Linked DNA regions of Homo sapiens: region 1 is linked to region 2. A link is a loop called in an ENCODE intact Hi-C map of the cell type or tissue named here. Cell type or tissue: prostate gland. All regions are shown on one strand. Links, peaks and the distances in the headings refer to the core of each region. The heading gives the core; the rest is flanking DNA. Region 1 holds the start of LOC101927191 (a long non-coding RNA gene). Region 2 has its middle 67 kb from the start of TMC1.

The links. A loop is a pair of places that touch in the nucleus more often than their neighbours do. Peaks named below come from ENCODE experiments on the same cell type or tissue, not always from the same donor. Only the 100,000 strongest peaks of a DNase experiment are listed, where the experiment ranks them.
Region 1: a loop joins it to region 2, with 3.0 times the contacts of the local background. A loop is called at or near these places in 7 of 110 quality-filtered maps.

What each region holds. Positions count from the first base shown.
Region 1 is chr9:72,573,895-72,582,344 of GRCh38, forward strand. It overlaps TMC1 (transmembrane channel like 1), which reads left to right. Exons shown (of 24, transcript NM_138691.3): 2 at 4,008-4,129. LOC101927191 (a long non-coding RNA gene) reads right to left here and starts at 3,635. Exons shown (of 5, transcript XR_242619.5): 1 at 3,524-3,635; 2 at 3,212-3,347. In prostate gland, for the core only: no CTCF peak of the experiment used is centred there; DNase peaks (open chromatin) are centred at 2,642, 3,737, 4,617 and 5,497; H3K4me3 peaks cover 1,223 bases; H3K27ac peaks cover 3,515 bases.
Region 2 is chr9:72,450,292-72,458,741 of GRCh38, forward strand. No RefSeq gene overlaps it. Among named protein-coding and RNA genes, the nearest start is that of TMC1, 67 kb to the right of the region's middle. RefSeq lists an enhancer at 4,521-5,292. In prostate gland, for the core only: no CTCF peak of the experiment used is centred there; a DNase peak (open chromatin) is centred at 5,080.

The sequences.
Region 1 (8,450 bases), core at 75-8,074, 120 kb after region 2:
TAAGCTCAGTACTCAATAGTTATCTTTTCTGCTCCTCTCCCTCCTCCTACTTTCCACCCTCAAGTAGACCCCAGAGTCTGTTGTTTTCTTCTTTGTGTTCATAAGTTCTCATAATTTAGCTCCCACTTATATGTGAGAACACGCAGTATATGATTTTCTGTTCCTGCGTTAGTTTGCTGATGATAATAGCCTCCAGCTCCATCCATGTTCCTGCAAAAGCCATGATCTTGTTCCTTTTAATTTACTTTTTGCTATTCTGATTAGAGAGTGGCCATGCTCCATGCTCCATATGGATATTCTTTGGAAACAAAGCATTTTTGAAATGGTAGGATTGGGGCTAGTAAAAGAGAACAGAAAGAATTGTGAACAGGGTCTCCTCCAGTACAGATGGTTAAAGAACACAAATAGGGAAGTGTGATGAGTGACCTCCATTTAATTGGGCGCCCAAGCTCTTGGCTGCTCCAGCATGGGTTGCCATCCTGACTGATCCCTTGGCTCAGAAACAGATATGGTGCTATCAGGAAAGCAAGGCCAATATCTGAATATTGCAGCAGAGACTGCTCCCATTTCAGAAAGCAACCCAGATTAAAGTTGATGATTCAGTTTCAATAAATGCTTCCTTTTTTATAAAAGGCATTTAACATCACTCTTTCCCCTGGTAATATGGAATTAGCTTTTGGGATCAACTGGAAAATGTCAGAGGGCGATTGTAAAAGGCCACCTGCTAACCACAGGAAGCTGGGCTGATACAGAATGCCAGGTTAACTTAAGGTCGATAATGGTTACTTCCTTGTCACTTTTTACATGCATCCTTGCTCTGCAGTGGGGGTCATAAGAAGTAAGATGCATGCAAGGTGAATTTCTAGAAGTCAGCTTCTCTGAGAAGTATTCTCTGACCATACATTCCTACTAGTCCCCACATACGCTGCTGATCTCCCCATCTTCACCCCCATTGTTGAAATTGCTCCCTCATTGTAACTGTTCACTCATCTGTCTCCACCATAAAGCTTAGGCTCCTAGAAAGTCAGGACCAGAGCTAGTACAGTGCCCCATGTTCTTATGGAATGATTTTAGTGCCTTGAGTTTGGTGTGGTGACCAGAGCTGGTGGCCAACTGTCGTGAGGCCCCAGTCCTTCTTTTTGTCATGCTTTCCCTCCCAGCCCCTCCTTGACCACTCTTTCACCTCCATCTTTCTACTTATATAGAGACAAATAATAAGATGCTTGTACAAAGGGTGTACTTGTATTATCCCATTTGTGTTGATATTCCACAACAGCAAATTAGGTTTTTTTGTTTGTTTGTTTTTTGATGGAGTCTTGCTCTGTTGCCCAGGCTGGAGTGCAATGCGTGATCTCGGCTCACTGCAACCTCTGCCTCCCGGGTTCAAGTGATTCTCCTGCCTCAGCCTCCCGAGTAGCTAGGACTACAGGCACCCACCACCAAGCCCGGCTAATTTTTGTATTTTTAGTACTGACGGGGTTTCACCATATTGGCCAGGCTGGTCTTGAACTCCTGACCTCAGGTGATCTGCCCGCCTCGGCCTCCCAAAGTGCTGGGATTACACGTGTGAGCCACTGTGCCTGGCCTGATAAGGTTTAAAGATTAAATACCATGTCGTTAAATTTGCAAATCTCTCGAATAGGAAAATCAGGAACAATGACAACATTCGGAGCTTCCCAGAAGGTAACAACTATGGGGAGTTTTGTGGGCATCTGAGAGAAGCACACACACAGATGGTTTGCCTTTCATTGGTCCATTCTTGCCCAGAAGGCGACACTAACTGAAACAAAGAAGCCTCATATGAGAAGGACATGGGGTCACAGCAGCTTTTGGGGTGGCCCTGGGTCCTTGATCTGGTCTTTCTCTGGCTCATTTTGTATTGCTCACTTTGTTACTTCACAATCCAGGGCTTGTGACATTTTTCTTCTCTGGAGTGGAAATGACAGAGCTGCAGAACACAAGTTTCTGATTGGTTCCTATGAGTCAGGAAAGAGGGCCAGTTGAAACTGGGCTCACACACACACACACACACAAACTAGGCTCACATGTGTTTTCCCATCAGCTAAACAAGTTTTCAGAAGTACAGAAATAACTCGTTGGGGAAGGGGACCCAGGACAATGACAATGTTTTTGATGGTAATGTCTGCAGAAGTAAGGCAGGTTTCCTCTGTGCCTGAAAAGATGGCACCATTTGAGGAGATGGCATACTCGTGGTGGAATCTTCATTAAGATGTCAAACTAAGCTGTAGGAAATCAACTCTAGAAAACAGCTCTAATGTGAGAAAACATATATCCAGTTTTATAGAGCAAGAGCTGTGATCATGGTGACATTTAACAACTGTATTAGTTGGCCAAGAGGGTAAAAATATACTTGACCTCTTAGAGCACCATAAATACTCTCAGCTTGTGGGCCAACTGTGTCATGGTCTTTTTTCTAGCCCCTCCTCTTTCTCCCTTCCTTCTTGTCTCTCTCCTCCTCTCTCTTCCCTCCCCTTTCTCCTTTCTGACCCTCTTTTCTCTTCTCTATCTTCTCGAACCTTCCCTTCCTCCTCTCCTTTAGGTGCTCAGCACCTCTTTGATTCAATAAACATTTACGGAGCTCCTTCTTGTGCCAACGACTGTACACAGAGCTGGGATGTCAAGATGAATCAGTTACATTTCCTGCCCAATGCCAAGGGATGGCTTGATGGGTTTTGACCAGCCCCTCCCTGGACTCCCAATTTCTTTTTTTTTTTTTTCTTTTTTTTTTTTAGACGGAGTCTTGCTCTGTTGCCAGGCTGGAGTGCAGTGGCACGATCTCGGCTCACTGCAGTCTCTGTCTCCCTCCCAACTTCAAGCGATTCTCCTGCTCAGCCTCTCGAGTATCTGGGATTGCAGGCATGCGCCACCACACCCAGCTAATTTTTTTGTATTTTTAGTAGAGACAGGGTTTCACCATGTTGGCCAGGGTGGTCTGGATCTCCTGACCTCGTGATCCACCCGCCTTGGCTTCCCAAAGTGCTGGGAATACAGTCATGAGCCACCGCGCCCGGTGCCCTGGACTCCCAATTTCTACCTCCTGGAACGTGCTTTACTCACCAGCCTTGGTGTTATTCTGCAATATGGCCAACTGGGATTTTTTTCAATCTTACAGAAATTATTCTCGGAAATGTTTGCTATTTTTTTTTAATGAAGCTACAGCATACAATTTAAGGATAAATAATGTACTTACTCTGCAGCTATTGTTTCAAGTCAAATCCGCTGATTACTCCTCCAAAATTCTTTTCTTAATAAAATCTCTGACCCTTTCCTCTTCCTGTTAGAACTTCTGGAGCTACCATTGTTCCTCCTCTTGGGCTGCTCATAACCTAGGGGAGTCACAGTGAAATTACTTGCTTTAAAATTCTTTAATCACTCTGCGAGTTGTTAGGAAAAGCTGACACATCTGATTTGGAAACTCCCACTCCAGTGGACTGTTGTGCCTCAGCACACAGGGACGGGTGGAGCAAAGGAACAAGAAGCCAAAAACTCTCAGGGCACTTACTATGATTGTGTAAAAGAGAGACTCATCAATTAACACAGGTACTGGCAAGTGCACTTCATAATGCCTCCATTTCTAGACAGATCAAAAACAGTGTGCCCTGTCAATAAATGCTGAGTTTCTGTAGCAGCCTGATTGAGATCAGCTAACCTTTAGGCCAAAAGCGGGATTCTTCCTTGCTGAAGCTTTTGGCAAAGCATATTGAGCTTCATGCCAGGGATTAGATTAACTCTTGCAAAACTGGTTCACCAGGAACAATGACTCAGTGTTTTTTTTTTAGTATCCGGCATATTGTGTGGAGCAGCTATAAATATATTTACAAGCTGGAGTTTCAAGGGAGGGGAGTAATAGCTTGCTGAAAAACATGCCAACTGAGTTATGGGTCTTCACGCAGCCAGCATGCTGTGTTTTGGGCTCTGCCTCTTGTAATTTTTAGAAATTAATTAGTTTATTCTTTATTTATATTTATTTATTTATTTATTTTCAGATGGGATCTTACTCTGTTGCCCAGGCTGGAGTGCAGTGGTGCGATCTCGGCTCTCTGCAACCTCCGCCTCCCAGGTTCAAGTGATTCTCCTGCCTCGGCCTCCTGAGTAGCTGGGATTTCAGGTATGCCTCACCATGCCTGGCTGATTTTTGTATTTTTAGTAGAGGCAGGGTTTCACCATGTTGGTCAGGCTGGACTTGAACTCCTGACCTCAAGTGATCCACCTAAGGGTACTGGGATTACAGGCATGAACCACTGCACCCGGCCTGTTGGTTGTAATTTTATTTTCCTCCTCAAGGACTTTGAGCACATTATCTTCTCTTTAATAACTTGTTTCCACCCTCCTTTGTGCACGCGCGCACGCGTGTGTGTGTGTGTGTGTGTGTGTGTGTGTGTGTGTGTGTATTTTCTGATCTCCCTACGGGGGCAGAGAGTCTCAAGCAGGTATGTCCATGTTATTAACATACTGTCTGCTTATTAACTAACTGCACCAATGATGAAAGCCAACTGACAAACAAGTGATGCTCTTATCCCTCCTTCGCAAGCAATGAATCTGAAAGCCAAGAGAAGTTTTCCTTTCAACAGGAAGTGTTTTGGAGTCCGAACAACTCTGCATTTAGACAGTGCAGCTTTTAGTTACAGATCTTGGCAATGGGGCAGGCAGAGGGAGCGGCAACTACAGACTTTGCCGTAGGACTGTTTTCTATGGAGTGTGTGTGCTCTGACGAGCTAGTGACAGGAGGGAGGTTACAAAAGCATTTACTGAAATAAGGATTTCTAATAGAGGAGCTTTTTAAAAGTATTAAATATGCTAATGTGCCTAGGGCATAGTCAACAAAGAGTTATAATACATGTCATTTTTCATATTTATCAAGGAAACCATGTCACCCGCAGCCTTTCTCAATTTCTGGCATTCTGAGAAACACACTGTAGTGGTGCCTGAGGGTCTGGGGAAAGAAGAATAGAATGAATGGGGCATCTCAGAATCGTAAACTCCCCCAGTTGTAGTTCCTTTCGATGTTGGTCGTTGGATGAATTTCCAGTTTCTACTATTGTGGTTGGATTGGGGAGAGTAGCTCAAATTGGGAATTGCTTTTTGAGGATCTAGGGCTTCTGGAATTCTCCCAGTTTCTTTTTACCTCTTTATGCTATCTTGTCTACTTTGAAAAATCAGTAGCATCCATTTGATTGCAGAGCTGAATCTTTCTATACAGTGAGGAGTTGTAATCACATTACTTATAACCTGCTTATTTAACTTTTTAAAGGTGCAAGTCATTGTAACCTAAGTATTTACTCACACTGATCCTTAATATACTCCCCTTTCTTATCTGCAAGCTTCTTTCTCTGGTTTCTCCTAACTCTGTTACTGCTCATGAGTTTAAAACTTTGTCTTCTCAGTTCCTGGCTTCACCTGTTTGGTCTCTGCTCTCCAGGACTCTGCCTTGGAAATCTGACTCACACTTCTATATGTCCCTGGGGCTCAACTTCGGGCCTGGCGCCAGAATCACCCAGGCTCCAAGCAAGCCTTGTAGACTCCACTCAGTCCTTTGACTCAAGGAAATCTCCACTTCTAAATGGCTCTCCGGTTGATTCTGATGCCAGTCCAGGGTTGAGAACCACCGCTTTAGCTTCTAGACACACAGCCCCCTCCCCTTTTTCCTGGAGCCCCTCTTGGGTCATGATTCTATTTTCCCTATTTCTGTACTCAGAAGGGATAAAAATGGAAGTGTATGTGAAGTTGCTACTACGTCCCAGGTGCTTTAAATATGTTATTTTATTCAATCTTCACAACAGTCTTATGCAGTCTCTATTTTTATTTTAAGAATGAGGAAAACAATACTTGGGTGCAGTGGCTTATGTTTGTAATCCCAGCACTTTGGGAGGCCAAGGTGGGTAGATCACTTGAGCCCAGGAGTTCAAGACCAGCCTGGGCAACATGGCATAACCCTGTCTCTACCAACAATACGAAAATTAGCCAGTCTCATAACCTGGTCTATAAATAAATAAATAGATAAAAATTTAAAAATAAAATAATTTAAAAAGAAAAGAATGAGGAAAACAAGATTCAGAGAGCCTTGGTCATCTTCCCAAAGGTGCACAATTAAGAAATGGCTAAGCAGGGGTTCTGACTCAGATCTGTCAGCATCTACAGCTTTGCTATTTAAAAGAGCGTGGTCCGTGGACTAGCAGAATCAGTGTCACCTGGGATCTTGGTAGAAACACAAATACTTGAGTGCCATCTCAGACGTACTGAATCAGTTTCTTCAGGGGTAGGGTCCAGGAATATGCATTTTATGAAGGCCTCTAAATGTTTCTCAAAGTTTAAGAAGCATGGGGAACTATATCTTTTCCTACTATATAGTCTTATCTCTTTCCTTGTTTCTTTACTCCAAAGTATTGCCTTATTTCTTTCCCAGAAACCTCACTATCAGCTCACTGTGCAGCCTTACTCATATCTTCCTCAACCAGCAGTTTTATTACACACACCCTTCTCATTTCCTCACATTGCTCATGGTATCTGACTGAGTACAGGGATCCAACCTGGCTTTGGGTTTTGCACTGTCTTGCCTCAGTCTCTTAATTTCTTCCTATGTACATTTTAAGATATTGAAGACACTAACTTCCAAACCTCTTCTCTAAATCTGACAGTGAAGCAGTGTGTGTGTGTGTGTGTGTGTGTGCATGCCAGTGCATACACCACACATACAAGCACATACACAGAGTTAAGTTTGGTCACATTTACTTCATTAATTGATATATACCACAACTGAGAAAAACTTACTGGCATTCTGCTCCAAGCTTGAATTCCCAGACGAAAAACAAACAAGCAAACAAACAACTCCTCCTTACACAAAAATATCTAGTGGCCTTGGAAAATTCCATTTAACATTAAATTGTGTCTCTTCAAAGTGAAGCAGGGTGGGCAGATTTTTGAACATGAATCTACTGATAACACAACACCTCTTCAAAACTAGAATCTCATTCAGGGTTAAATGATGTCCAAGTCAAACCTGAGATGCTAGCATGATGCCCCATCCTCAGTCAGAGGTTTCAGGGTGGCAAACAACTTTTGCTCACTCTCCTCTGCCTCTCTCTATATTTGCAGAAAGTCCAGCTTTCACTGCAAAAGTTCGATAACTCTGTAAAACAGTTTGATCCTAACTTCAAAAGAATTTTTATGCTATTTGGAATACATAAAAAATGAATTTATTCCAATACTTTAGCCCCATAAATAATGCATAATGATTGGTGAAAGATTAGCATTTTGGAGTTCAAGTACTTAAAGCTTTCTTGGATGGATAATGCATCACCCTTAACTAGCATAAGGGGAAATAGAAGGTTGACAAGGAAAACTTAATTTAGGGTTCTTTATTTATTTTTCTCTAGTTATGTTTACCTTCCCAGGTTGTTTTATTAATGCCACTTTTCACAAGGATATTTCATGAATAAATATCAGGTTGTATCTCTGGCCATCTGTGATGATCACGTTTTTATTTTTAATGAGTTGCTCATGGATTATATCCTAACTGGAATTGCAGTCAGTATATTGAGATGCATTGACTCCATTTCTGTCTTTCATTCTTCTTTCTCAATGTATTCTCACTGGATTAGCACTCTTAGCCCTGAGGACTCTTGGGCCAGTTTTATTACTAAAAGAAGAATTACAGTTTTGCTACACAGTGACCTTGCAAGAAGTATCAGCACAGCTCAATTTCAAATTCTCCTCAAATATCAAATATGTTCTTGGTATATTTTGCTTAGCAGTTTATTGCCTTCTCATCTCCACTGTTTTTCCTGAGTAACAGCTCAGAAATCTATAAATAAAACTTAATAATGGGGAGTGACTCAAAAGTCTGGTTATTTTTATTAGTAAACTATTTTAGGGGTGAACACTTCACATTTTACATTCTCATGCTCCACAGTGCTGAAAATAGTCTGAATTTTTTTTGTGTGTTAGGTTGATGAGAATATTTTTGAGATGACTAGCAGAAAACAGAATCATTAAAACAGTGCTATCAGTTTTCATGTTGAATAACTTTACAGGAAATGATAGCATCTTTTTTTCTTTTTTTGAGACGGAGTTTCGCTCTTGTTGCTCAGGATGAAGTGCAATGGCGCGATCTCGGCTCACCGCAACCTCCGCCTCCTGGGTTCAAGCGATTCTTCTGCTTCAGCCTCCCGAGTAGCTGGGATTACAGGCATGCGCCACCATGCCTGGCTAATTTTGTACTTTTAGTGGAGATGGGGTTTCTCCATCTTGGTCAGGCTGGTCTCTAATTCCCGACCTCAGGTGATCCACCCGCCTCAGTCTCCCAAAGTGCTGGGATTACAGGCGTGAGCCACTGTGCTCAGCCGATAGCATCTTAACAATAAACATGCAAAGATTTGTAAATGTTGGCAAACAGCAAGAAAAACATATTTAGAAAATTGTGCTATGCTTTA
Region 2 (8,450 bases), core at 301-8,300:
TCCTGCCTCAGCCTCCCGAGCAGCTGGGACTACAGGTGCATGTCACCACGCCCAACTAATTTTTATATTTTAGTAGAGACTGAGTTTTACCATATTGGTTAGACTGGTCTCAAACTCCTGACCTCAGGTGATCCATCCGCCTCAGTCTCTCAAAGTGCTGGGATTATAGGCATGAGCCACCATGCCTGGACCATTTTCAAAGTCTTAAAATGCATTCTGGATACCAACTACTCAATAAATATTAGTTAAATTAAAATATATAGAAATCAGAAAATCTTCATTTTGTTGTGCCTTAAGGGTGATTGAACACTCATAGTATACCAAAGATATTATGCACCATGACCCAAATGTAACTCTCTCTCTGGTGACTTTCCGCTTTTCCAACTAAGTTAAGAATGTAGAGAATCTTCATAAATAGTGCCTTTGTCAAGAAATAACTAAAATCATAGCAGAACTGAAGGAAATAGAGACACAAAAAACCCTTCAAAAAATTAATGAATCCAGGAGCTGGTTTTTTGAAAGGATCAACAAAATTGATAGACCACTAGCAAGATTAATAAAGAAGAAAAGAGAGAAGAATCAAATAGACGCAATAAAAAATGATAAAGGGGATATCACCACCGATCCCACAGAAATACAAACTACCATCAGAGAATACTACAAACACCTCTACATAAATAAACTAGAAAATCTAGAAGAAATGGATAAATTCCTCGACACATACACCCTCCCAAGACTAAACCAGGAAGAAGTTGAATCTCTGAATAGACCAATAACAGGCTCTGAAATTGTGGCAATAGTCAATAGCTTACCAACCAAAAAGAGTCCAGGACCAGATGGATTCACAGCCGAATTCTACCAGAGGTACAAGGAGGAATTGGTACCATTCCTTCTGAAACTATTCCAATCAATAGAAAAAGAGGGAATCCTCCCTAACTCATTTTATGAGGCCAGCATCAACCTGATACCAAAGCCGGGCAGAGACACAACCAAAAAAGAGAATTTTAGACCAATATCCCTGATGAACATTGATGCAAAAATCCTCAATAAAATACTGGCAAACCGAATCCAGCAGCACATCAAAAAGCTTATCCACCATGATCAAGTGGGCTTCATCCCTGGGATGCAAGGCTGGTTCAATATACGCAAATCAATAAATGTAATCCAGCATATAAACAGAACCAAAGACAAAAAACACATGATTATCTCAACAGATGCAGAAAAGGCCTTTGACAAAATTCAACAACCCTTCATGCTAAAAACTCTCAATAAATTAGGTATTGATGGGACGTATCTCAAAATAATAAGAGCTATCTATGACAAACCCACAGCCAATATCATACTGAATGGGCAAAAACTGGAAGCATTCCCTTTGAAAACTGGCACAAGACAGGGATGCCCTCTCTCACCACTCCTATTCAACATAGTGTTGGAAGTTCTGGCCAGGGCAATCAGGCAGAAGAAGGAAATAAAGGGTATTCAATTAGGAAAAGAGGAAGTCAAATTGTCCCTGTTTGCAGATGACATGATTGTATATCTAGAAAACCCCATTGTCTCAGCCCAAAATCTCCTTAAGCTGATAAGCAACTTCAGCAAAGTCTCAGGATACAAAATCAATGTGCAAAAATAACAAGCATTCTTATACACCAATAACAGACAAACAGAGACCCAAATCATGAGTGAACTCCCATTCACAATTGCTACAAAGAGAATAAAATACCTAGGAATCCAACTTACAAGGGATGTGAAGGACCTCTTTAAGGAGAACTACAAACCACTGCTCAAGGAAATAAAAGAGGATACAAACAAATGGAAGAACATTCCATGCCCATGGGTAGGAAGAATCAATATCGTGAAAATGGCCATACTGCCCAAGGTAATTTATAGATTCAATGCCATCCCCATCAAGCTACCAATGACTTTCTTCACAGAATTGGAAAAAGCTACTTTAAAGTTCATACGGAACCAAAAAAGAGCCCGCATTGCCAAGTCAATCCTAAGCCAAAAGAACAAAGCTGGAGGCATCACGCTACCTGACTTCAAACTATACTACAAGGCTACAGTAACCAAAACAGCATGGTACTGGTACCAAAACAGAGATATAGATCAATGGAACAGAACAGAGCCCTCAAAAATAATGCCGCATATCTACAACAATCTGATCTTTGACAAACCTGAGAAAAACAAGCAATGGGGAAAGGATTCCCTATTTAATAAATGGTGCTGGGAAAACTGGCTAGTCATATGTAGAAAGCTGAAACTGGATCCCTTCCTTACACCTTATACAAAAATCAATTCAAGATGGATTAAAGACTTAAACGTTAGACCTAAAACCATAAAAACCCTAGAAGAAAACCTAGGCATTACCATTCAGGACATAGGCATGGGCAAGGACTTCATGTCTAAAACACCAAAAGCAATGGCAACAAAAGCCAAAATTGACAAATGGGATCTAATTAAACTAAAGAGCTTCTGCACAGCAAAAGAAACTACCATCAGAGTGAACAGGCAACTTACAAAATGGGAGAAAATTTTCTCAACCTACTCATCTGACAAAGGGCTAATATCCAGAATCTACAATTAACTCAAATAAATTTACAAGAAAAAAACAAACAACCCCATCAAAAAGTGGGCGAAGGACATGAACAGACACTTCTCAAAAGAAGACATTTATGCAGCCAAAAAACACATGAAAAAATGCTCACCATCACTGGCCATCAGAGAAATGCAAATCAAAACCACAATGAGATACCATCTCACACCAGTTAGAATGGCAATCATTAAAAAGTCAGGAAACAAAAGGTGCTGGAGAGGATGTGGAGAAATAGGAACACTTTTACACTGTTGGTGGGACTGTAAATTAGTTCAACTATTGTGGAAGTCAGTGTGGCGATTCCTCAGGGATCTAGAACTAGAAATACCATTTGACCCAGCCATCCCATTACTGGGTATATACCCAAAGGACTATAAATCATGCTGCTATAAAGACACATGCACACGTATGTTTATTGCAGCTCTATTCACAATAGCAAAGACTTGGAACCAACCCAAATGTCCAACAATGATAGACTGGATTAAGAAAAAGTGGCACATATACACCATGGAATACTATGCAGCCGTAAAAAATGATGAGTTCATGTCCTTTGTAGGGACATGGATGAAATTGGAAATCATCATTCTCAGTAAACTATTGCAAGAACAAAAAACCAAACACCGCATATTCTCACTCATAGGTGGGAATTGAACAATGAGAACACATGGACACAGGAAGGGGAACATCACACTCTGGGGACTGTTGTGGGGTGGGCGGAGCGGGGAGGGATAGCATATAGGAGATATACCTAGTGCTAAATGACGAGTTAATGGGTGCAGCACACCAGCATGGCACATGTATACATATGTAACTAACCTGCACATTGTGCACATATACTCTAAAACTTAAAGTATAAAAATAATTAAAAATAAAATAAAAATAAATAAATAAATAAATAAATAAATAAATAAATAAATAGTGCCTTTGTTTTCACTTCTAAATAAGCCTCCAGGGAAGTACAGCCAGACGCATTTATCATGACATGTAAATCAGCAATATTAAAATTGGTGTTGTTGTTACCAATTAAAATTGGTGGTGCTGTTACCACTTGAAGTATTAGAAGAGCGGGGTTCAGCTGGGGTCCCTGCTGGTGCCAGTATGGTTCTGCTTTAACAGATGAAGATGTTAATAATTAACTTCATCAATGAGTACACATTCATGCAGCATTGGTCCTTCATTCTAAATGCATTTGGCTAATGTTGATTATGAGGCTGAATGTTCTTAGACAAATGCTTTTGCTTTGGTATATGATGAGTTAAACAGGATTAAAACTGTCTGCTTGTCTCTTATAAAAGGTAGCTTTCTACGTTATTTAAATATAATTTGTTCATGTGGTAACATAATGCTAGATGAACAACTAGGTTTCATTTCTGGGCTTTATTACTTCCAAAGTATAAGACTCTTGTCTAATCCTTGTAGCTTCTCCAATGCTCTGACTCCTCATTTATATAATTGAGTTGCTATCACTCATACTGGCTCACTAATAGTGGAGATAATACCTACCTGTGTTGAAGTCAGGATAAAGCGAGTTTATGAAGAATACATCCTGTTAGGCCCCTTCCTTTTTCAGTTTGTAAAGTATTATAAAATATAAAGGAACACTATTTTGAAATAATTTTTAACACTATATTAAGGCAGGACATATTGGACTAAAAGGTCTACTGTTGACAATCTATTAAAAAAAAAAAAGCAGAAGCAGCGACTCCTGTGTCCTTTGCCTCTTGAGTAGTTTGTGGATTACAAACAATGTACTGATTAGATCTTATGGATGTACTGGTTCTACTTCTAAACATTCTGGCTTTTCTTTTGCTTTCTACTGAAGAAAAGGAAATAGTTGAGATCTAGACATAATATAGGTTCTGATCTTCCAAAGCTCTCTATTTTACTTGGCTTCCTTCTTGACTCTGAAGTTAAATATAAGTTTCAAGATCTCACTCTTCATCTTATTGAATTATTTTGTAAACAATACAATCAAGTTTAGGAGGTTCATCTACACTTGTCTGTCTAAACATTCAAACCGCTCCATGGTGCCAGCATTTTTTCTTATAGACTTCTCTATAATGCCAAGGGCTCTTGGTCATCCTAGCAAAATGTCATTCATTGCTTTGTAGAAGACAACCTGAGTCTGTGCTTTGGTTGTTTGTTCTGGGCTTGGATTCCTGACACTGAAAAGGTTTAACACATACCATCGGTGGCAGTCAATTGGAAGACAGACAAACACAAAGCCATTCTCAAGGATTCTTCCTTTATTTCTGAAATACCTTTTGACTAGTGGAAAGGGGGTTGATCCTTTCCTTTTGTTTCTTTTAGTATGCTCACAGTGATGTAGAAAAGGAAAGAGAGACCATTGCCTCCAGAGGGTTTTTTTCTTTTCTCTCTCTTTTCTTCCACATGAAAGACTTCATTGTTCTACCTCAAATTTACTGCAAGCCCTGGGGAAAGTTGCAAAAGATCAAGAAAGAGAGAATGATTACTGGGGCACTTGGCAGAGTGGCAGGCTCTTGCTACACAGAAATACAATGATCTGTGAAAGTGGATCCCTGTTATATTTTAACAGTCTAATGGGGCTTGCTTTATCATTAGTGCCATTAGGACTGCTTGTACTGATTTAATCAGGAATGAAGGCTTTAAGCTGACTTTATATACCCACAATGCAACAGTTAGTTGGCAGCTGTGATTAGATTTAATTAGTCTAAGTGGAAAATGCGGCACTTTTTTCACCTCTTTTCCTACCCGATCTCCTACCTACAGTTTTATTTCTGGAACTTTTTCTCAAAGAATTGTTTTTGCTCCCCACTCCCCTTCCTCATTTCTTAGTTCTGGGGAATAAAGATGCAAATAAACACGTGAAGTCAAATGAGACTATGCACTTGGATACTCAGTATTGGTTCTTGCATTTTTTTTTGTTTTGATTTTTTTTCTTGGTTTTTGTTTTTGTATTCCTAAAGCACATGTAATCTGTGGTGCCTTTGTGGAGTTGTATGTTGACAATATTTCCCAAGTTAGGAATTTCAACATATGAGATTGTGACTATAAATCTGCAAAGAGGCTTAGGAGAAAAAAGGTATGATAGAGCCAGGGCTGCTGGTGGTAGTGGTGGTGGTGGTGGTTGTGTAGTGACCAGGAAAAGCTATTAGTTAATTAATTTGTTAGCATGCTATTATGAAGAACAGTGAATTATTAATTTGAGTAAGACTGCATTGTTTTTTTTTTTTTTTTGAGACAGAGTCTTGCTCTGCAGCCCAGGCTGGAGTGCAATGGCATGATCTCGGCTCACTGTGACATCTGCCTCCTGGGTTCAAGCGATTCTCCTGCCTCAGCCTCCCGAGTAGCTGGGATTACAGGCACCTGCCACCACACCCGGCTAAATTTTCTATTTTTAGTAGAGACGGGGTTTCATCATGTTGGCCAGGCTGGTCTCGAACTCCCGACCTCAGGTGATCCACCTGCCTCGGCCTCCCAAAGTGCTGGGATTACAAGCGTGAGCTACCGTGTATAGCTGCATTGTCTTAAGACTCTGTAATTACACACATGATAAACATCCAAATTGAATGGTAAAAATCTAGAGCTGTTTTGTGGGGATTTGACATGACTCTCATTTACTGGTGAGAGGCTGTGCTGGATTCATAGATTTGGGAACCCCTAGCAAGTGCTAGCAAAAATTCTGAGAGGGAATGAAGTCATGTAGAATAGGTGATGAGGAAGAACAATGGGTCAGGTCTGGAACTCTGTGGGATCCCAATATTTAATGATAAAATGAAGGAAAAGTATATGTGAGGAAACAAAATCAAAAAGGTTTGAAAATAAACCAATGGAATATATGGAAGTTTTGGAGTAAATATTTAAAAGTTCACGTAGACCAATTACCCAAGTGATTCCCCAAGGCAGTACCAGTCTGATCCTTCTGGGGTGGGGTGAAGATTTCCAGCAAGAAGGGAGCAGTGATGCTCCTCCTCAGGGGATGTTAAGCACCCACCACTCCTCTTTGGTGGAAGTAATCATGACATGTAGGGCTTAAAAGTAGTTCATTATTGGCCAGGAGCAGTGGCTCACGCCTGTAATCCCAGCACTTTGGGAGGCTGATGTGGGCAATCACAAGGTCAATAGATCGAGACCATCCTGGCCAGCGCAGTGAAACCCAGTCTCTACTAAAAATACAAAAATTTGGTAGGTGTGGTGGGGCATGCCTGTAGTCCCAGCCACTTGGGAGGCTGAGGCAGGAGAATTGCTTGAACCTGGGAGGCGGAGGTTGCAGTGAGCCATGATCACACTACTGCACTCCAGCCTGGCGACAGAGCTAGACTCCCTCTCAAAAAAAAAAAAAAGTAGTTCATTATTGTCAGAAGGCTGAGGCCCAAGTTGAAAGTGGAGTTAATACTGGTACACATTACTGATGCCAAATTAATTTTTTAGTAGATATGTTTCCAGTAGAAAGAAAATAGATAAGAAAAATAAACCAATAGGAGAATATGGAATCTGGTTCTAATTCTCCAGTTCCATTTTTAGACTTTTATTACATTATATTTTGACCCATTTTTATAAATATACACGAGTACACACCACACAAGCCTTGTACTTTTTGCAAAGTAAATATTACAATTTCTGATCTATTTCTATGGCAGATATTTTTGATGGTGTTACATGAGAATAGAGTAGTTACCAATGACCTTAGCCATCTTGGCAAAATATCTGGAAAAGTCAGCTGCAAGTTTGGTTTCTTGTTTATTTTTTCAGTCTTTATAGTATTTCAGTCATTTTTTTTTCTCTCAAGCTATTTTCTAGTTTCTGACCAATGCCCAAATGTGAGTCCCTGTGAATTCAATGGGCCATGTTTATAGAAAAATATTAGTTCTAAGTTTTCATTTTTCGGAAGAGACTTATATAAAATTGACATTGAAATGAAAAACAAACTAGTCTTTTTTTTTGTATGAAAACTTCAAAGTAAAACATTTCTAATTTTTTTATTTAGGTAATAAAAACGTTAGTCTCAGATAAGAGAAATTCTTTGCACTGCACTTGAAAACAGGTGAGGGAAAAGAGAAAATTAGGTCCTTCAAGGCACTTTATCCAATAGTGGCAGAATGGAATTCGCCAGTATAGGACGGAACATTGAACAGAGAGCATGAAATCTGTTCCTTTCCTTACTAATGAAGTAATCTTGGGAAGATATTCTAACTCTAGAGGGCTGCATTTTCTCATTTGTTAAATGATTGGGTTATACTAGCTACTTTTGTTATTGTTCACTCCAGTTCCTATGTCGTACAATTCCAGATAAGATTCATTACTTGGCATCCAATAATCTATACCATAGGTGCTCAGTTAATCAACATCCATTTAACCAATCCACTAGAGTAATCCATGCTCTCCATTGTCTCTGTAAAACTTGGACAATGCTTTTTGCAGAAAGCTAGCAGCCAGATGATTATTCTAGTACATTCATCCATTCCTTCCCCTATTGGTTGAGTTTTATGTTTACCAAGAGTCAGCTGAGTTTGTTCCCAGATCTGTTTATCTCAGTTATATTTATTATTGAAATTACATCATTTGTTAAATAGTGTAAAAGCCAAAGTAATATAAGTGTGAGAAAAAAAAAAGAGCTGTTTCTATGAGAAACTAATGCTTGGGATGAGTCTATAAGCATGTAATATAATCAGGTGTGAAGAAGACATCATAAAAAGCTAGAAAATACTGATAAATATCTAGAGAAGTCTATTTTTATATTTCTTCACAGCTGACCTTATTTTCTTATTCCACTTTAAAGAAACTGAAACTGGAGATCAAAGATGACGCTTTTATGTGAGAAAGCAATAGAACTCCAATCAAACTGTAAGAAAATGTTCTACAACGAAAGATTGAT